Linked DNA regions of Homo sapiens: all the other regions are linked to region 3. A link is a loop called in an ENCODE intact Hi-C map of the cell type or tissue named here. Cell type or tissue: Panc1. All regions are shown on one strand. Each heading gives the region's core, and the rest is flanking DNA. Links, peaks and the distances in the headings are about the cores only. Region 1 overlaps LOC105379107 (a long non-coding RNA gene). Region 2 has its middle 140 kb from the start of NIHCOLE. Region 3 has its middle 98 kb from the start of NIHCOLE. Region 4 has its middle 20 kb from the start of NUDT12.

What was found. Peaks named below come from ENCODE experiments on the same cell type or tissue, not always from the same donor. Only the 100,000 strongest peaks of a DNase experiment are listed, where the experiment ranks them.
Region 1: a loop joins it to region 3, with 14 times the contacts of the local background. A loop is called at or near these places in 25 of 110 quality-filtered maps.
Region 2: a loop joins it to region 3, with 2.1 times the contacts of the local background. A loop is called at or near these places in 8 of 110 quality-filtered maps.
Region 4: a loop joins it to region 3, with 15 times the contacts of the local background. A loop is called at or near these places in 55 of 110 quality-filtered maps.

The regions. Positions count from the first base shown.
Region 1 is chr5:103,805,775-103,811,123 of GRCh38, forward strand. All of the region lies in intron 2 of LOC105379107 (a long non-coding RNA gene), which reads left to right. Among named protein-coding and RNA genes, the nearest start is that of NUDT12, 250 kb to the left of the region's middle. In Panc1, for the core only: CTCF peaks have their summits at 2,888 (motif pointing right) and 3,184; a DNase peak (open chromatin) is centred at 2,907; H3K27ac peaks cover 625 bases.
Region 2 is chr5:103,939,447-103,944,795 of GRCh38, forward strand. It overlaps a transcript of LOC105379107 not described here. Among named protein-coding and RNA genes, the nearest start is that of NIHCOLE, 140 kb to the right of the region's middle. In Panc1, for the core only: CTCF peaks have their summits at 3,350 (motif pointing right) and 3,552; no DNase peak of the experiment used is centred there; H3K27ac peaks cover 1,038 bases.
Region 3 is chr5:104,176,387-104,181,735 of GRCh38, forward strand. No RefSeq gene overlaps it. Among named protein-coding and RNA genes, the nearest start is that of NIHCOLE, 98 kb to the left of the region's middle. In Panc1, for the core only: CTCF peaks have their summits at 2,900 (motif pointing left) and 3,103; DNase peaks (open chromatin) are centred at 2,672 and 2,905; H3K27ac peaks cover 359 bases.
Region 4 is chr5:103,579,808-103,585,156 of GRCh38, forward strand. No RefSeq gene overlaps it. Among named protein-coding and RNA genes, the nearest start is that of NUDT12, 20 kb to the left of the region's middle. In Panc1, for the core only: CTCF peaks have their summits at 2,745 (motif pointing right) and 2,947; a DNase peak (open chromatin) is centred at 2,753; H3K27me3 peaks cover 610 bases.

The DNA.
Region 1 (5,349 bases), core at 222-5,221, 370 kb before region 3:
TCTCTAACCGGACATGATTTTTATATTCCACAAACAGAAATTTGAATTAAAATGCACGTCTCAGGAAAAATCAGTTTTTGACTTAGAATCATTTGTGTTGGGAGTCAAAAATTGCTCTAAGCCTTTAACTTTAAAACAAAGAGGAGAGTTTGAAGTATATGTGTTGAGGGTGGGGGCAGTGAGGGATTGGAGGTTTGGAAGTGGGATAAATTCACAACTCAGGAAGATTAGAGACCACAGAAAAAAGCTGGGTGTAAATTTCCTACTTCATCTTTCTGCCCAAAGCCAGCTCTGTTCCTCTTCAGCTATGTGAGTGCAAATAAAAAAGAGAGGCATTGAAAATACGCTACTGACACAATCCGTTTTTCCGTGTTCCTTTTTACAGAATTTGCTTTTGCAACTAGGGAATACGTACCAACATTTTGGAATGATCTTGCTGACAGTTCAAGAAGAATGTAATCAATAGACACAGGGTTGCTAATCAACTCATCTGGTTTTGTTGTTGTTGTTGTTGTTATGGGGTGATGGTGGGGCAATCATATTCCATTTCTATTGACAGAAATCTGATTCAGAAGTAATTATTGGCAGCATCCCTTTTCTGTGCCAAAGAAATGATTTTCTTTCAGTATAAATGCCATAATAAACTTATTTTGTGAGGGAAGAAGAGAGATGAATGAACCTTGGCATTCCCTTGTTTATACTCAGAACATAGCTATTCGTTAATTTTATTATGCTGCAAAGTAAAATGTGCAAGTTTATCTTTTAAAATAACTCAAGAAATGACAACGAATTGCAAAGGATAGCATAAGAATATGGAGGGGCAAAAAGAGAGAATAAAATGTTTTGTTTTCTCCACAGGAAATTAAGCGAAATATATTAAACTTTTCTTTAAAATAAATATTAATGATCAGTAATTCAATTTCCTGTCTGTTTGTGTTTTAAATCCTGCAGCGTTCGTTCTGGTTGCTTTGATGTCCAGTCTGTTTTTGTTATCACTGGGCTAACACAGTGAAAGACAGTGTTGTACTCTGCCCAGGGCTCTAACAAGTCTCTTTGAAACTTTGGAAATAGTTTGCCACTAAAGGACTCAGAAAAATCACTGCCTTTCCTGTTGTTATTTATTATAATCTGTAAGTGGAAAAATTGCTATTCTGAAAGAAAAAGTTAATATATTTAATGCTTTATTCAATTAGACCTATTGTTTTCTGATGGCCCCCAGAATGTTTGGAAACACTCTATAAAATTAACATCTAGGTACAAAAGACTCCCAGTAAATAGTTACAACAACAACAAAAACAAGAAAAAATTAACAAAGCAGCAAAATGAAAACTGATAAATCCTTAAATTTCAGGGGAATGTGTCAGGAAATGTTTCCCATTTCAAATCATAACAGATAGGAAAAATTGCATAGGTGATGTATCATACAAACTGAACTTGAGCACTTTTTCTTTTCTCTAAACGCAGTTCAAAATGGTCTCATCTTTATTATAGTCTTTAAATAATTATTAGGCTTAATTGCCACAGTTCATAGAAATTTTAAAATTAGCAAGTGGTGCTTATCTCTCCGCAGTGCTCAGTGTTAATAAAACATGCTGCTCCATAAACACATTTCACATCATATTTGTCCATGATTATTTCATTGCTTTTCCAAGTACAGATGCCAGCAAACAAAGTGTTGCTGAATTCCTGTAATTACCAGCATTTGCCTCGATTTGGGTCCATGAAGTATGTAGTCAATCTCTATTGTCTTCTGCCTCTGTTTTGAATCTGTCCCCAGTGCAGGAATGTCAAAAACACCATTTAGCAACACAGCCTGCTCAATTTTAAAAAGGGAAAATCACATTCAAGCTACTAATTAAGAAAAGAAGAGAAGTGAGCTGTGAATTAAAAAAAAAAAACTACCTTCTAAAAGGCTTTAACAAGAAACTTGCAACTCTGCTGCATTCAGAAAAAGAATGATCCTTATTTATCAAAGCTAAATTCTAATATAGCAGTTAGAGGTGAGATTTAACTGACTTGTTAATATTTTAAAAACAGCCAAGTAAATGAAAATTCAAGTAATTTCTATTTCTTTTCTATCTTTAAAGGGGAGCTTAATTAACTGATTTTTTTCAGCTATCTAACACTCCTTTGTTAGAAGATTCTTCCATCCACTTAAGATCCTTTTGATATTTTGTTAAATGTGCATTCCTTTGAAAAACTACACTGATGCCCTATCATGCCCAGATATTTGGCAAAATTGTCATAGAGTTGTTTCTTCAATAGAATACTTCTACCAAATAATTTGTCTTAATGATTCTCAGAACATTTAGGATAAATCATGTTGATCACCATTTGATTTTGATCAAAATCATATATTGATCACTAAGCGTAAATAATTTAAAACGGTAAATACCAAACAGTAAGAAAATCCTTCTTCCATGTAATATTACAATATGGAGACTACTTCAGCAATAAGTAAGTGAAAAATACCAGTTGTAGATCTGGAAGTAGAATCCAAGCAGGCTCTATAACCATATGTAGTTTGAGCACAGGAATTATGTCATAGGTTATTCTTTCTAAATTAATTATTTATTACTTTAATGCTATATGTAGATTGATAAAAAATATGAAAAGGTAAGTATGCTCAGCCATACTTTGCTGATTTGGTCTAACAGAGTAAATTATAGCAGGAACAGAGTTCTGTTAAACTATTTGAATACCTTATGCTTCTTTATGTTTCCCATGATACTTTGAAAGTGGTAGTGTAGACAATTGCCCTTACTTCTACTGTCATTCTCCTAGAAATAAGAAATACATTAAAGTCTATCAATAGCTCACCATGTTTACGATCTCACTTTTTCTACCTTAGGACCTAGGCCCAGGGGCACTTACAGAGGCCAGCCACTAGATGCTGCTAGTATTCTTTCCATTGAGTAGTATTCTGCCAAGCAAGCTTTCCATTCCAGGATGTCAAAAGACATTGAAGTTTTTCTCAAATTGGCGCCATTTGACCTTCACCCATAGCTGTAGCTTCGTTGCTATCTACAGTCTATTCCTTACCTTGGGTAGCAGGTATTTAAAGAGGTCTAATTTTTGAGACTTACCATTAAATCATCTTGGAAGATATTTTTCCAGTCCTTATCTGAATTTTATTTTCCTACATGCCTGCATTTCTGTCTTGGACCTCATGCAGTGCCCATGAAGGGCTGGATTCTTGGCAGTCTCCCTTCTCCCTTCTCCTTTTACCTTCAAATTACTAGAATTTTACTTATCAACTTGATTTTGACAACTAGGTCCCTGCTACCTTTTGAGTGTTTGCCCAGCCTTCTAACTGCTGACCCATCTGGATTTTCTATTAGTTAAAATACATGTTCTATGTATATATTCAAAGTTAGGTCAGATAGCAGGGCAATATGGCTTCACTTTGGTGCTCAAATAAATACACGATTTTAACTTACTAGCTGGCTGAAAGAGTATCTCTTTTTTATGGCCACTCTTCACTCTCATCTCTTTCCACCAAGCTGTTTAGTAGAGTAAAATAGATGAAGATAATGTTCTCTGATAGAGGGAATTGTTCTTTGTCCAAGATTTTGGAAATAGTCTCTCTTTTCTATGATAATATTAAAATTTTGAGTCTTATTTGAATGAATTTTGTTGCCTAAAAAATTACAACTTTAACAGGTACTTATAATGAGATATTTTCTAAAATAGTAACATATTTGAGATTATTTTGGTAAATAATATATTTTTATTTCAAATCTCAGAAAGATATTGAACTAAAACTTCAGGCCGGGCGCGGTGGCTCACATCTGTAATCTCAGCACTTCAGGAGGCCAAGGCGTGCAGATCACGAGGTCGGGAGATCGAGACCATCCTGGCTAACACGCTGAAACCCCTTTTCTACTAAAAATACAAAAAAAATTAGCTGGGCGTGGTGGCATGTGCCTGTAGTCCCAGCTACTCAGGAGGCTGAGGCAGGAGGATGGCGTGAACCCCGGAGGCGGAGCTTGCAGTGAGCCGAGATCGTGCCACTGCACTCCAGCCTGGGCGACAGAGAGAGACTCAGAATTAAAAAAAAAAAAAAAAAAAAAAGGCATGTTTTATATAATTGGATAAGTAGTAAATGGGTTAGTAAATTTCTGACTTTTAAAATCAACTAAATACTGAACATTTCAATTCCAATATATATGTTAACATAAAAATCACATTTGAATTGAAAGCTAAATGCCAAGATAGTTGCCAAGCCCTGAAACAAGTTTTGTATTTTTTAACTTGTTCAGGAAAAGGTATTGGTCTTACAACTCCATGCTTGCAGATGTAGGGATTGGTTGCAAGTAATAATAATAATATAAAATTCCCAGTATAAGCATACTAGGAAGACCTGACCAGAGATGTCCTAATAAACCAGTAAATATATGTATACCACTATGACTAGTATATAAAGCAAAACTCTGAAAGATACTCTGCTGCAGGAAAAATTGGAAATGTTTATGCTTTTTATGGGTTTGGGTTTTTAGCTTTAAAAATTGATACTTGTTTAGTAACATAATATCTAAGGGTAAATCACATCCTGATACCCATGTTTCTACTTGAATAACAGAATTTACATTTATATTTATCCTCCAAATCATATAGCTCAGGTTTACACTCCCAACAAGGCTCCTTCTCCATAAGACTTTGTATACATTTAATAATACTTCTTCAAAAATAAAGCAGATGTATTTACTCTAGCTCCTGTAGTTCTAATTTTGTTGAACTAAGCATGTAGTTCTAAGCATGAGATGGCTTAATGACATTGGTCTTTTTTGTGTGTGTGTGACAGAGTCTCGCTCTGTTGACAGGCTGTAGTGCAGTGGTGCTATCTCGGCTCACCTCCACCTCCTGGGTTCAAGAGATTCTCCTGCCTCAGCCTCCCAAGTAGCTGGGACTACAGGTGTGCACCACCATGCCCAGCTAATTTTTTTATTTTTTTAGTAGAGATGGAGTTTCACCATGTTGGCCAGGATGGTCTTGATCTCTTGACCTCGTGATCCAGCCGCCTCAGCCTCCCAAAGTGCTGGGATTACAGGTGTGAGCCACTGTGCCCAGCCACATTGGTCTTATTTTATCAACCCTACTCAGACATAGAAATCATTTAGATAACGATGATTAAGCTTCCTAGCAATTCATTTTATTTTCTTTTTTAGGGGGGAGGGTAGTTTGTTGGAAGCAAAACAGTAAAGAACACATGAAGTGATAGAATTTGATAAATTTTAGAACATTTATAGAAGATATAAGTATAGCAGAAGTAATACATTAAAGTTGTAATAGTAATTTCGTTGGATGAAGACAAGCATACAATCTTACTGCTTTTATTTTTTATTTATA
Region 2 (5,349 bases), core at 296-5,295, 240 kb before region 3:
TTGTTCTTTCTGATATTATTCCACATTGAGATAAACATGTGATAGGTGAGCTTTTCACAGGAAAACTGGGAGATCTACTCATGCTACCCTGCGTGGAAATGATTTTTTTAATTATATGAAACAGTAAGTTGAAGGTAATATTTATAAATAAAAATCTCTAAATATTTAGAGATGATTTAGAGATATTATCTCCAACTTCGTAAGCATTTCAAGTAACTTTAAATTTTAATTGAATTTCACTGAATTACTAAATCTAGAAATAATTCTAAGGAGATATTGACCAAAACTAGACGTAGTCTGGCTCTGTCACCCAGGCTGGAGTGCCGTGGCATGATCTTGGCTCACTGCAACCTCCGCCTCCCGGGTTCAAGCAATTCTCTGCCTCAGCCTGCCGAGTAGCTGGGATTACAGGCACCCGCCGCCACGCCCAGCTAATTTTTTTTGTATTTTCAGTAGAGACGGGGTTTCACCATCTTGGCCAGGCTGGTCTTGAACTCCTGACCTCGTGATCCACTCGCCTCGACCTCCCAAAGTGCTGGGATTACAGGCGTGAGCCACCATGCCTAGCCTCCTCTTTTCTTTTCTAAAGGTCTGTAAGTGAAGGCTGTGAGTTTGAGGACTTCTCTGTAGTATAATGGTTGGCAGAAAATCAAGCTTTGGTGCTTGGAACCTAAATACAAATTTTCTGGTATTAAGAATACTTTATTTTTAAAACTTTTACCAACTGCTATAGTAAACTGATATTTGTATCCATGTAAATAAACATATATAAACATACAAATATACATAAATAATTCTATTGTTTTATAAATATAACAATTTCGCTGTTATATAAATATATGAACATAAACATGTTTATTTACACAGATAAAAATAGTTTACTCTATATAGTTTATATATATAAAAACTATAAACTGATGTGTATCAGTTTGCTATATATTAGTATTTACATGTGTATAAATATTGGTTTATCATAGCACTTGTGTGTGTGTATCTATCTACTTGTTGTTTCCTTGTCTTTATACATTTTTCAAATGTGGAAAGAGAAGGATAAGAGAAAGCATATAGTAGCAGGCAAATAAAGGCTAAAATTCTTAGTATTCTTAGTATTTAAGTTTTAATAAATTAATAACTAACCTGCCTTTCAGCTTTAACACCCTGCTGTGAACAAAGCTAAAATCTATATTTGAATGTTTGCCCTAGTTGTATTTCGCTTGGGTAGAGGGGTGTGATTGCTAAGCATTGCCCTAAAAGGCTTAGAAATTTCTGATGCTAGTCTCATATTGTGTCTATTTAACCAAACTTTTTGTGTCTTGACCTTAACAAATAAAGAATACAAGGTATTAATATGGTTCAAGATGGATGTTGTATATGTGAGAATTCATAATACTAATTTCTATATTTGTATCCACATTTGAAAACATCAATAATGCAATATTAAAAGAAGCAACATGGCCAAGAAATATTGATGGATAAAAGAATAAGATGAAACTGAAACTCAAACATGACATCTCGCTCTATTGACATAAAAATATACCCCAATATATAAACCCTTTCCTCAGAGTATATCCTTCTTATCATTCCCTTTCAACCCAGAAACTTTTTCCAAACAAATAGAGTTCAATTTTTCCCACCACTAAATACTTTGGTAATATTAGAATTGAGAGATTTTGGCAACTGTCAAGAATTTTGCTCTTTCAAAGAGTATTCACTCTCGCCTTGTCAATTTCAGCATGGGAATGCTGTTTTTCTCAGGCTTTTATATAATATGGTTTTATGTGTGTATACAAGTGACTTTTTAATGTTAGAGTATCAGAATTCTATTAAAATAGTTCTATTCTGGCTCTAAAAGATCTTGGATGAATTAACATGGGGATCATTTATGTAGGCAATATTCATTATTCTTATTTAGAAAGTCGTATTTGCTGATGGCCATGAAAGGGTTTTATTTTGATTCTGAATTTTCAGTTGGCAACTAAATCAAAAACCCATTTTCAATAACTGCTAGTAAATAGCTCACATATTTCTATGCTTCATTTTCTTCAGTTTACCTATAAAGTTTAAGTGTGATAAAGCTGCAGAATAATCTCTTGCAAAGGGCATCAGGAGACACCTAGTTTATATTTTCTTATCATCACCTCACGTTTCTCACTAAATACAGCATTGTCTTTATCTTCTAATCTCTAGTCGTAAACTCCTTCATTAAAACCTGAGGGGAATTGTACTAGTAAACATGATGAATTGAGAAGTGTCTTTGAAAGCTGTAGTCTAGTGAATAACTCCAGCAGCAGGCGAATACTTTGTAATAAATTTGAAAATACTTTAACTGTGGAACATACTACCATCTGCTTTCAGTGTTTTTTTAAGGTTTGGAATCTATAAGGTTTTAAAATAGAAAAGAAGAATGTCACAGAAAAAAAATTTTGGCAGTCCCAGTGGTAATCCCTGTACTACGTTTAGTGCCACATGTCGAAAGACACTAATGCCAAACTGCCTATTGTGGCAAGATGTACATTTTTCCTATTTGTTGGAGTCCCCCTTAGAATTAATACTATTTTTTCTTTATCAGAATAGGGAACAGATCCAATTTACTAAAATATAGAATGAAGTTGAAACAGTAATATGTTTTGAAGATATGAACTAGCTAGTTCAATATTTCTTGATGAACACATTGGTAAATTGATTCACAAGCCTAATTACCCTGCCGTTTAAGATCTTTCAACATATAGCGATTCTGGACCAAGAAGCGAGTGGCCATTTTTCATATCAAACACAATATAGTGACATTAATTTTGCTCTCTCTCCATCAGCGCATTAATTCTGTCAGATCTGGTATTAAGGCTTGTAAATAGAAGCCTCAGAATTTTCGGTAAAAAATAGGTAATCTAAAAAACACACTATAAATTACATCTCAATTTTGGGTTAAAGGCAAAATGCCTAGAAAACTCTTAAGCAAAATTTAAAAAATTGATTATGCTCTTGAAAATAATTTTTATTATTCAAGGAAAATATCTTCTTATAAATTCTAAATTTTGGCACTGATCTCTGGGAAAAATGTAAGAAACAATTTGAAGAAAACCAGAATAATCATTTTCACATAATTTTCTAACAAATATACAGAGAGGGATAACAGCAACTTTAGACCAAACAGGATACCAAAATCTAAAACTATCAAATAAGAACATCCTACGACGTCAAAGTAATGTATACCTAATTGTTTTAAGTTAAAATAATACTTAGCATCTTTTAGAATTCTCAATCTTGGGAGACAGACATGTTCAGGTTTGTAATATTCATTGTATGATATTTCTACACACCACTAGAGGCCACACAACTCCAAAAATGAATGAATAATTACATGGCCTGCTAATCAAAGCCCGAAAGAAAATAGAAAGCTAAGTGGAAAGATTTACCATTGTCTGTATAGCAAGACTTTATATCACGGGCCTTTCCCTGGAAGAGTTTAGATTGCCCTTGTGAAGCCACTAGAACTTGTAGACTTTTTACTGCCCTCTCTATTTGCAGCATATTCTTATTCTACCACCAGAATATATGAGATGTGTTTGCGTGCACAGCACATGAACAATGGAAAGAAATATACCTCTGAACCTTCTCAATATTCTAATAGAAAGTCATTAGAAAAAAATGTACATACAGTCATATAATTTAGAATGCTAAACATTTGCTTTCTTTCCTGTTAGAAATTTTAAATAACAACGTTTACTTTTGTAACAAAAATATGACATTCTCTGTGTCAAACTTTACATTATATCACACACAATTTTATAATAATTTGATAAACATCCATGGAAATGAGCTGCCTTCTTCCTCTACAAGCCCTTCGCCTCCCAGATGATCTAAGAATTAAGCGTGGGAATATGTGTTTCATTGCCAGTAAACAGACCAGTCTTCTGGATCTCTTCTTATGTCCTAAGTAAAATTAGATGTAGCATTTTCAGCCTGGTTTCTAAACGCTTTGTCTGCCAGCCGGCAGCTTGTCACTTTGAGCAGACTTAACCAATTCGTTTATTTCTCTGGTTCTTAGCTAGATTTGAATCAGGTGACGCTTTAATACCATCTCAGCAAAAATGTAAACTGTGACCTCTATGATGAGTAAGTATTGTCTGGGCTCTGGAAATTTATTTTGTGAAAAACTGGTAGCACCTGTGCTACGTTTTATGGAAGACATAATAATGTTAACTCGCATTTCACTAAGTGCCTTTACTCTGGGAACCTCTGACTGTTTTCCTGATGAAGAAGCGCAATTTTCCTTCTTTTTTACCTAGAGACAGTGTAAGACAGACAAGTTAAATGGCATTGTGATAGCAAACTAATATCTAAGGTAAAAGGTCCCAAGATTTTTAAACTATAACCTTTTACATTGACAATTCATAAAAGATGCTATTTCAGAATTAATAGATCAAAGTTCTAACGGCTTTCTCTAATATTCAGAACAATGTAGAGATTGCTCAGGGGATACAAAAATATCTAAAGGACAGTTCTTCCTTCCAAAAAGCTAACAATCTAGATATAAACCTAAAAATACATCTTCAATAACAATCCGACTACATCTGTTTGCAGTAATATATCAGAAAGAGTTAAAATACAAGGCTGGTCAAGGATATGAGGTTATCACCAGAAAAATAAGAAAACAGAGTGAATTCTTCTTAAAGAATAATTCAAAGCATATAATATTAAACCAAAAAAGAAATGTTTATCTTATATCATAGAAGTGAATACAATCTTCAATGAAGCTGAAAAATTATTACTATTTTTTCTTGAAACAAGATAGCTTCATGACAAATAAAAATGTTGCAAACAATAAAACATAGATAGAGTTTGGTGGGATTCTTTAAAGCATCATCAATATTTTAAAAATCAAAGGAGTTTAAAAAGAGGTATATTGATTATTTTTGTCATATAAATAATTTTAATGTAAGTATGTTTATATGTGTCTATACAAAGCCATCAAATATATCTATATTATATTTATAGAAAAAATCTATCACCAAAAAATGGTAGAGAAAATAATCAATAAATCCCAAAATGTAGATCTTTGTTTCAATAATATTAAAAAATAACTGTAAATTAATAAAAGCTTTAAATAATGCTAACCGTTAGTATTCACAAAAATTACCATGCAGAATAACCCTTACATGAAGATTTATATAACTTGAGAGATATTTAATGTTCATGCATAGACATACTTAATATTTTAAATGTGTCAAACTTCCTAAATCTAGATACAAACTACCTCAAACAAGCTTCTTGAAACAATAAACTGTTCCTAAAATGTACATGGAAGTGCAAAGGATCAAAAACATGAACCCTCTCCAGAAAAAGAAAAGA
Region 3 (5,349 bases), core at 260-5,259:
ATATATTAGCAAATAACAATTGGAATACAACATGAAGACCAATACCACTTACACAAGTATAAAAAAGTGAATATTAGGTATAAATATAGTAGAATGTATTTTTAATATCAGTATGCTGAAAACTATAGAACACTGATAATAGAAATAGATAAATTATACTCATTGATTGGAAGACTCAATATTTTTAATAGGTTAATTTTCCCCAAATTGATATAGATTCACTGAAATCTCATTAACGTCCCAGTTGGATTTTTGTTTTTTTAATAAGTGATCACAACCACAAATTTTTGAAAACATCTTTTTATACAGATGTTCATTATGTTATATATTTATGTAATGCATATTTTGTGTTTTGTTTATTTATTTAGATGGAGTCTCACTCTTGTCGCCCAGGCTGGAGTGCAGTGGTGCAGTCTCAGCTCAGTTATTTTAAGTCATTGAACATATTTATAATAGATAGGTCCTTGACTATCAATTCTATTAACTGGGTATATGAGGAGTTTGTTTCTTAGGAATATTTATTTTATTTATAGTGGATCATATTTACTTCCTTTTTCTCATGTCTGTTAATATTTTGTCATACCCTTACCATTGTGAATGATACATTGTCTAAATTTTGAATTCTATCATCTTGCCCTGAAATGTGGATTTTGTTCTACCAGGCTAAACTACTGATTGATAACTTTGAAGTTGTAATTCTTGATCTACACTTTGTTAGGGCAGATCTATGGAAAGCCTGAGATGTTGACCAAAACCCTCTCATCTGGAAGTGTTTAAACTGCAAACTCCCTCTTTCTGAGGTGGACGGTATCTTAAATCTTTGCTTACTACTTTGAGCTTTTAACTTGCTGTTTTCTGGTGTCTGTTCTCCCTCCATGTATAATTTAACTGTCTGTAAAGAGGTTAAGCGGCTATTTATGTGGAGATTTTAGGATTCTATTCACTATAATCCCTCTCTTTTGGAAGTCCTATTGGATTCTCTGACAACTCAAGCCTATAAGATTATGGCTTTCAGCTCTTCTGCTCAATTTCTATTTGTTTGACATCATTTTTGTATTATGGAATATCTTCTGAGGAAAAGCCATGTTTAATATAGATTTACGGGTTAGTATGCTAGATGTTTAGGGTTAGTATGCTACATTCTAGTTTCAGTTATGCACTTATAATTTTAAATTTCGTTTTTATTTTTTGAAATATAGTTTTGAGATATTCATATACTATAAAATTTATACATGTAAAGTATACAATTTACTGGAGTTTTAATAGTATATCTCAACGTTGCATAAACACTACCACAATCTAATTTCAGAACACTTTCTTCACTCCATATGGCTCAATGTGTTTCCATACTTATGACCCTGGCGACCACTAATCCACTTTCCACCTCTATGAATTTGCCTACTTGGCATATAAATGAAAGTATACAATAGTGATATAGGAGTTAAGAAGGAATCACTTAAGCAGATAATAAGGGTATGAGAGTCCTTGGTAAGGCTTTTCTTTTTAATGAAAAGCAGCCACAAATTATTTTCTAACAAAGAGCAGACAGTAAAGACAAGCTGCAAACAGACAAGAAAGCTGGGAGTTTGCACAGGTGAATGCCAGCAGGAACTAGGGGATACACATGTTCAAGATGGTGGCTCCATCTTTCCTTCTCTGCCAGCCACGTGTACAATAAAGATCAGACAAGATGGTACTGGCCAAGGGGAGAATTTATTTTTATATTAAGATTAGGATGGGGCAACCAGCCGTCCCTGAACCCTATGTAAACATCATACCTGATCTAACCAATCTGTGAACGCTGTGTAAATCAGACACTGCCTCCTCAAGCCGGGATATAAAAACTGGTGTGTCCACCGCCAGCTGGTTTTTTCTGCTCGGAAGTCTTCTCTCAATAGAGAGAGCTGTTTTTCTTTCTCTTTCCTTCTGCTCGGAAGTCCCCTCTCAATAGAGAGAGCTGTTTTTCTTTCTCTTTCCTTCTGCCTATTAAACCCCTGCTCCTAAACTTTTAGTATGCGACCATGTCCTAAATTTTCCTGGCTTGAGACGATGAACCCTGGGTATATAACCCAGACAACATAGTTGCTTTATACTGGAGATCTCGTCCAGGATACCAAGGTAAAACATTTATCAAAATGGTGAGTAGAGGAGCAAACTCCAACTCTGTCCTTTCATTTCGGGGCTCTTGCCCTCCATTTTAGAACCAAATCAAATCAATAAAGGGCATCTGTCAGCCAGGTAAAAACACAGTTAATGTGGCTGCTGTTCTTAAAGACCTAGATGTGAAGCTTGCTGAGGAGAACATGGAGAATCCCCTGCAACCACGGGTTGCTGGACATGTTGGCCATGTTTGAACCAGCTTCCTTTCATGGAGGACTTAACTGTTGCATGGGGCTGAAAGAGGTTTCAGTGCAACTAAGGATTCCTGGCTGGGGCTATCCCCTGGTTTTATCCAAAGGCTTCTGGACTGACCCCAACCTCTGACCACCCAATGGGGTGTCGGCTACATAATCTCCAACTTTTCTATTGTAATTTCCTCCTTTCCTCTCCACAACTGCCATATCTCCTATGCTCTCTGCATATGCAATATGTGGGAAGTTTTACAGTTCAGGGAAGTAATCTTATTTGGCAAGATCAAGGAGTATTGTAGTAACTGGGGATATAGCTCAAGGGAAGGCGTCTTTCTGATTTTCTAAAAACAGAGGGTCTCCCTTCTACACCGAGCATACTCTCTGCCCGTGGTCTGGAGAGCACCTGGCATTTCTAGGTCACTCTCTGCCCCTGGTCTGGAGAGCACATGGCATTTCCAGGTCTCTCTCTGCCCTTGGTCTGAAGAACACATGGCATGTCAACGTCACTCTGCCCTTGGTGTGGCGAGCACATAGCATTTCAAGGTCAACAGCACCACCTAGTGGCATCGAGATAATCTCCATGAGGCACACCATTGGTTCGTTACCAAAACACTCTTAGCTTACCAATTCTCTTCCCTTTTTGTGCCTCTCTACTAGAAACCAGCCTTCATGCTCCTGTAAATGGCGAAATTCTGCCTTCAACAACTAGGAGTAACATATTATCCGGAGCTAAATTCTAGTCTCAATACTGTCCCATCAGCAGGAAAATAGCCATTTGGTTCCCACATTCCTTTAAGTCACCTATTCTGCCTCTAATTAGAATGGTATTTAATTAGTAAGGGGATTTTTAAGTTCAGAAGTTAACCAGAACCATTTTCTAAGGTTAAATGCTTTAGCATGGGCTATAACAGTAGGATATGGAGCCCAAATCAACCCACTTCCTCCATTAAGGAGGAAAGTGCAAAAGTTTCCCAAAAGCAACTTTCACATAGTCTCTCGAGAGATCCTTTTTTTTTTTCGGGGAGCTAGGCAGGTCATACAAGTCTAGGAAGTCAAAGGGGAATCACAGGCAGAGAACTACAGCTGCATGGTGGGCGTGACTAATCCCAATCTCTTAGTTCCTCTGGTTCCATGGCTGGGGGTCACACCTGCAACCATGGGTGGCACATTCAACAAGGTGCCAGGACCCAGGAACCACGGAGGGGAAACAGCTGGGGGACACCCACACTGTCTTCCTCCCAACTCTGGGTCATACCAAAAGGAAGAAGGCAAAAGGGATACCTTTTTCTCACTTCTCTTTCTAGATGGGTAACAGGTTATCTTCGGGCTGTACTCCTCTGGAGTGCATTCTGAAGCACTGGGACTCCTTTGACCCTGAGACTTTGAAGAAAACATGGCCCATTTTCTTTTGCATAAGGGCATGGTCTTTTTACCCTCTTGAACCAGCCTGGCTTGTGGAAGGAAGCTTAATTTTAATATTAACTGACAGTTAGATCTTTTCTGCAGATGGGAGGGCAAATGGTCCAAGGTACCTTATGTGCAGGCTTTCTTTTGCTCTGCGTGACAACCCATATCTTTGCAAACATTGCACAATTGACTCAGCCCTTTTACCTATCATGTCAGACGGTCCCAAGGGGAATGATTCCCCAAGACTAGAAAAGCAAATTCTGCAGAAACCATCTGAGGCAGCTATTGAGTGTGCCAGCCCTTCCAGTCTCCCTTATCTGGGGCCACTTCCAACCATGCCACAGATCTTCCACCTCCACCATCTCCAAAGTTTCCCACTTTCACACATTCACTGTTCCCTCTACAGGAAAGGCCCAATGGAGGTGATGCCATTAGGGTTCAAGTTCCCTCCTCATTGCAAGCTCTTAGGCAAGTAAAGGGAGACCTAAGCCAATTTTCTGATGACACTGATAGGTATATAGAAGCCATCCAAAATTTAACTCAGGTATTTGACCTCTCCTGGAGGGATGTTATGCTGCTCCTAAGCCAAACCCTAACCACAGCTGAGAGGCAGGTAGCTCTGTAGGCAGCAGAGAAATTCAGAAATGAGCAATGTGTCTCCCGTAGTAGGTCTAAAAGAAAAGAGAAAATAGGGAAGGTGAAGAAATAATGGAAACTCCATTCCCAAAAGGAAGGAAAGCAGTTCCTCTTGACAACTCTAATTGGGGCCCTAATGATGCTACAGATGAATGGAAAAGGAAACATTTTTTAATGTGCATATTTAAGGTCACACCTGCAACTATGGGCAGCACATTCAACAAGTGCCAGGACCCAGATCTAGTGCCAGAAAAACTTGGACTAAACCTCTTAATTACTCTAAACTGTTCATGATAGATCAAAAGCCAGATGAGAATCCTACAGCCTTCTTGGAAAGACTGAGAGAGGCACTAATAAAGCACAACAATAATCCATAAACTCTTTAGCCTCAGTAGTAATACAGAATAGACAGGCCCTAGATGTCCTTACAGCCAAAGGAGGGGGACCTGGGAGTCTTAAATGAAAAATGCTGCTTCCAGATCAACACCTCTAGTCAAGTAGAAGAAAACCTACAGTTGCTTAAAGATCAAGTTAAAATCAATTACAGATTAAAAGAAAATGCAGGCTCCAGCCCTGGATGGCTACAATCCCTCTTTAATGAATTCTAGTCTTCTTCGTGAAACTGGCTAGTGACATTGTTAACTGGTTAGTGCCCCCTCTTGCTCATATGTTTTATATTAACGTCTGGACCTTGTCTACTCAATACTGTTACTCAAATTGTTTACTCTTGCCTAGAAGCAATCCAATTCCAAATGGTGCTGCAGAGTGAACCACACATGGACACGCCTTTCTTCCGAGGACTCTTAGTTCAACCCCAGGAGGATCCCTACTTTCTGTTCCTCACACTGCTTTTCAGCAGGAAGTAGCCAGAAAGAGTCATTGACCAACACCCCTAACAGCAGTTAGGGTTACCACTCCTGAGTGAGGAAGGACATAGGAGTTAAGAAGAAATCAC
Region 4 (5,349 bases), core at 116-5,115, 600 kb before region 3:
CAATTGATATGTTTTAATAAGTTTTATAACATTCAGTTTTTAGTACAGTCTATATACTAAAATTGGAAAATTAGAACTTAGTATAGTCTATATACAAAAATTAGTATGTATAGTCTATCTACTAAAATTAGTATAGTCTATCTACTAAAATTAGTAGATATAGTCTATATACTAAAATTAGTAGATATAGTCTATCTACTAAAATTAGTAGATATAGTCTATCTACTAAAATTAGTAGATATAGTCTATCTACTAAAATTAGTAGATATAGTCTATCTACTAAAATTAGTAGATATAGTCTATCTACTAAAATTAGTAGATATAGTCTATATACTAAAATTAGTAGATATAGTCTATATACTAAAATTAGTAGATATAGTCTATATACTAAAATTAGTAGATATAGTCTATATACTAAAATTAGAATGTTTTTGAAATATGTTTTAAGAAGAAATATGTATTTTTGATAACTGTATTGGCAATTCTTAAAAACGTGGAGGAAGTGATAAATATATCATTTGGTAATTAATTTGTGTAAAGACCCCTAAAATCATTAACAGCAGGATACCTTGAAAATTAAAAGAGCTTATTTAAAATATAAGCTTATTAGCAATAACAAATGGACTTCAAAATGAAATATTTACTTTCTTACCCATTAGCATTTTAATAATGAGAATATTTTAGACATGTACCAGTTTTTACCAGGTTATACTGCAGTGACAATCGACCTCTAAATTTCAGTGACAACAAAATAGATTGATTTCATGTTATATGTCTATTGCAGATTGACATGTAACACAGTCTCACATTATTGTAACACAACCTTACATTGTTGTTCTTTCTTGTATGGTCTAGGGAAAGGAAAGCCAAGGTGGCATTAAGGTTCCTGCTTGGCAATGCCACAAGTCACTTGGGCTTATTTTGGACTGACCAAAGCAAGTCATGAGAAGCAGTTAATATTTTGAAATAATATCACAATCTACTACAAACACCATTATAATTCCTAGGCATGGACCCTGCTTAAGATAAATATTTCAGTTTTGTGTGTGTGTGTGTGTGTGTGTGTGTGTGCATGTGTGCACGTGCATGCACACTTATATCTAAAATTGTATCTCATGGGTAATAGCTACATTTTTCAGCTTTTTTTATTGTTGGCTGGGATTCTAATTTTTTTTGTATCAAAATTTTCCCTGTATTTTTGTAATGTTAACATCTTATTGGAGTCAAGATTTTTGGCTTCAAGAAATAACATCCCACAGCAATCTAGTGTATTACAATGGAGAAGGGTTTATATGGATACAGGGGAATGTTGTAGAACCTACGGGTAGAAGTACTGCTGTGTTCATGTGGAACTAGAAAGTTGTCAGGCATTACTATTACTCTCTGTCTCTTTCTGGATTTTCTTCTTTCCTTATTTCTATGTGTGTGTTTCCTTCTTTGCTCTTTTCAAATGGTCATTTTTCCCTGCTTTTTCATTCATTTGGTACTCAGTGACAGCACCATAGCCCCTGAGTTTACCTGTCTCAACTTTAGAAAACATCAAAGACTCGACCATCCTTTCTGAATCCCAATTCTGATTTCCCAAAAGACAGAAGCACCAGCTGGTAGGCTGTAAGTGACCCACTATGTAATTTAAATCACAGAATTTTAATCTCTATGGATTAGGGGAGGTAGGAGGAGAAATTTGTAGAAAGAAGATTGGACAGACAATCCAAAAGCTGTCTATTATTCAAAGGTTAAATTTCTTATTAAAATAAGAAACTTTAGAATTTTTTAAAAAATAATTATTTTCATGAATATGTTTCAAAGAAGTTTTCAGTTATTTTTTTTTTCTTACTGTTGATAGGGAAATCTGATAAGCACACTGATAAAGCTTTAAAGTTAATGAACAGGGAGTTCTGAAGCCGTTAAACTGTAAAAGAAACAGCTATTGGATATAGTCATGTTCTTTTATACACTTTGTTCTTTCCTTAACCCAGAGGCAGTGTTAGGTCAATGCTCCAACTACACAACTAGCCATCTCCCGTAAGACCCAAGGCAACTGTTTCTCTAGAATAAGGGAGAAAAAGAAAGAAATCCTCACAATTCTTTAAAAAAAGTATTTCAATTTTTCTCAAACATTAAATTGTGCATTAAGCTTGTCTAATATAATTTCAATGTTCTTTTAAATTCCATGAAGTTTAGCTGCACTGGTAAAGCGGATTTAATATATCAGAACATTATACTTTTTTCTCCATCTTTTTATTTAGAAAGTTTGTAAACCTAAGAAAGGTAGAAGGGCTAAAACAGTGATTTCCCATATATCCTTCAACTGGATTCACCAATTTTTGCCACATTTGCTTATATCTTCCTACATGTATACTTCTATCTCCCTACATACATTGAACATGGTTTACTCAACTAAAAGAAGACCAGTTAATTCCCTCTGGAAGAACTTTATTGCCTTCACTTTATTTTGTACTGCATCTCCTGCTTTTTTGTCACATGGAAAATGCTCTTGTAAAAAATATATCTCAATCTAATGTGAATAACCAAAATGGCTCAGGGGCCTTTTCAGTCACCTATTAAGCCCCTCTCTTATGAGAAGAGATGTATTACAGCATAGGTATAACTTTGCCTGTTGTCATTGGTTTGCACACAAAAATGTCTTTAAATTTTGTGTGGATGCTTATTTTCTTGACCACTTTGCCGGAGCTATTCCATTTATTTTATACATGCTGGAAAATGATTTAGAGTCAACAGCAGGTGGCAGTGCTAGCAAACTTTGTGCTTTTGGTACGTAATCAGCTCAGAAAGTGATGTCTTTCAGTAGTACCACAGGAGCAATACAATTAGTAAGGAGTCCTTAAATACCTATGCTTATCTCCAATTTATTTTGAGAATTATTTTTGAAATCAGTTGAAAATTATGGATAAATGTATTTAGAAATACTAGTTTAGAGACTGAATTTTGTTATCATTGTGAGATCAAATAACTGAGAAAAATAGGTTTGTTTTATCCTTGTTTCTGGTTTATTCCATAACCAGAAAAAAAAATGTGAATACTTAAAATTAGAAAGATAAGGTAGTTTGAATCCTGTTAAAATTTGCTGGAAAAATGTCACAGCAACATTTATTTCTATTGATGAAAAGGTAGTTATGTATTTTGAAATTTTGTGGCAAACTTTAAGAAAGCTCTTATAAAGCAAAACTACTCTGATTCACCAGGGTAACAAATTTTAGAAAGCTTAAATTGCTCTTGACATTTATGGAAATAATTTCAAAAATGCTCTTTAGTTATAATTTGTTTCAGAGACCGTAATTTGTTGCAATTCTCTTCTTTCATTTCATAGAAAAGGAAACTGGACAAGCAAGGAATTTTTGTTTTCATTGAGGTATTTGATTTTTCACAACTTTTGTGTCATTTTACCAGAAACAATAAAGACTTTTTAGGAAGTCATATCAACAACTGTTTTATGTTCTTGGATTTTAATAGTTCTTCTGTACATGTGTTTCAATAACTTACATATGGCTTATTTAAATATTTGTATATTTATAGGTTCATATATCATCTAGATATCAGATAATAGCAGAGTAGTTGATTTCTTTTACTAATATGATTATTTAACATTAAGAACTCAGAACACTTAAAGTTAGCATAGAATTGAAAGCTTATGTAGTTTAATGAGATCATTGCTCCAATGGAGAAACTGAGGCCCAGGAAGGATTTCAGTGAAGGAGACTTAATGGTATAGAAAGATCCTGTTACATTCTCTCTTGATTCTCAGGCTGTCTCAGGAACAACTCAGTTGCAAATTATTATTTTATTTACTTATACTCTCAGGACTCCTGCATTCACTAGGTTCTGTATTTTACTATGAAGAAAATTACTGATAAAAATTCTGTCCTCCCCAAGAAGCATGCATTTTAGCCATTTCTCTAATTAACTGGTTGGCCTCATACCCCCATTTCCTAGATGTGTAATTAAAATTCAATGAGTCTTCCTGAACTATAGTTTCAGTGCTTTTGAGAACTATGTAGCAGCAGCTATTATTATTCCTACCTTTTAAGACTGACCAGTGAAAAAAAAATGATAAAATGTTTAAGTTATATTAAGATAAAACAGCAAGTCATCAAAAGGTGTGAGGAGGACAATAGAACTCTGAGGCATAATTACCGATTCCCCAAGGAGCAGCCTTTCCCACGAAAAACAAACAAGACAGAATGGAATCTTAAAATTTTCTTCAAGGATTACATTAAAATTAGGAAATGAAATGGAAACATTCTATGCATTATATGTGGAATAAATCATTTTGAAATAGAAGCACACTGCCTGTTCTCAATAAGATATCAATGATTTATTGAAGTTATTAGTTAACTGAAACACACAATTTTTGGCATACTATTGAAATTTAACTTTGATTACATTTTAATTATTACTCCATTAAAACCTATTATTTACATACAATAGCTTTTTATAAGGTTAGGCAAATCACTGTTTCTTGAAAATTCTCAGGTCATGTGTGCAGCCAAGTGACAGTGCCTTAGAAAGAGAACTTTAGTTTGGCCTGTGGTAATCTATGTTTTAAATTACAGCACAACTCATTCCAAATCAATATAATGAATTGATTTGTAAACGTTTGAGGCAGGACTGCTTTCTTTGGATTTTGTCTATTGAATGTGCACTGCAGTTAAAGCATCCTTTTTCTGCATAATTAAGTCTATGTTCTTGGCTTTTCACTGAGTTTAAACTGGTTTTAAAAGGCAGAAATGTATGTTAAGGCAAAATTATGCACATCCATTATTCTTAGTCTTATAAATATTGAAGCATTTTTTTCCCTTTTAGTGAGAAATGGAAGAGAAAATAAAGCTGAATGCCCTGAACTTTAGTTCCCCTTTCTGAGGATATTTTAAACTATTTTAATTCTGGGAAGCATTGAACATACTTCCCTCAAATGCCTAAATTGCCTGAATACACAGTAACATTCTTTATTCTTACAGTGAGGGCAATGTTTAAATTATGGTATATGAGAATGAGTGAACAAGAACAAGATGGTGATTTGAATTCTGAGAATTCTGAAAAGATTTTGAGCTAATATATAAATAGAAAGAGCTATTGTAAAAAATCAATTCAACCAACATTTATTGAGCACATGTAATAGTGCCTTATATATAGCAGACATTGGGTTAGTCACTTCATAAATATCTTCCAATTTCACAACAATCCTGCAGATTGTTTTATTCCACGTCTACATATGAGAAACTAGAAAGTCAAGCTATTGAAACTAGGACTAAAACATGAATCTCCATCATGATCTTTTGGCTGCGAAAGCAACATGTTGCTTTGCCACCTACCAGTTGTCACGTGCTA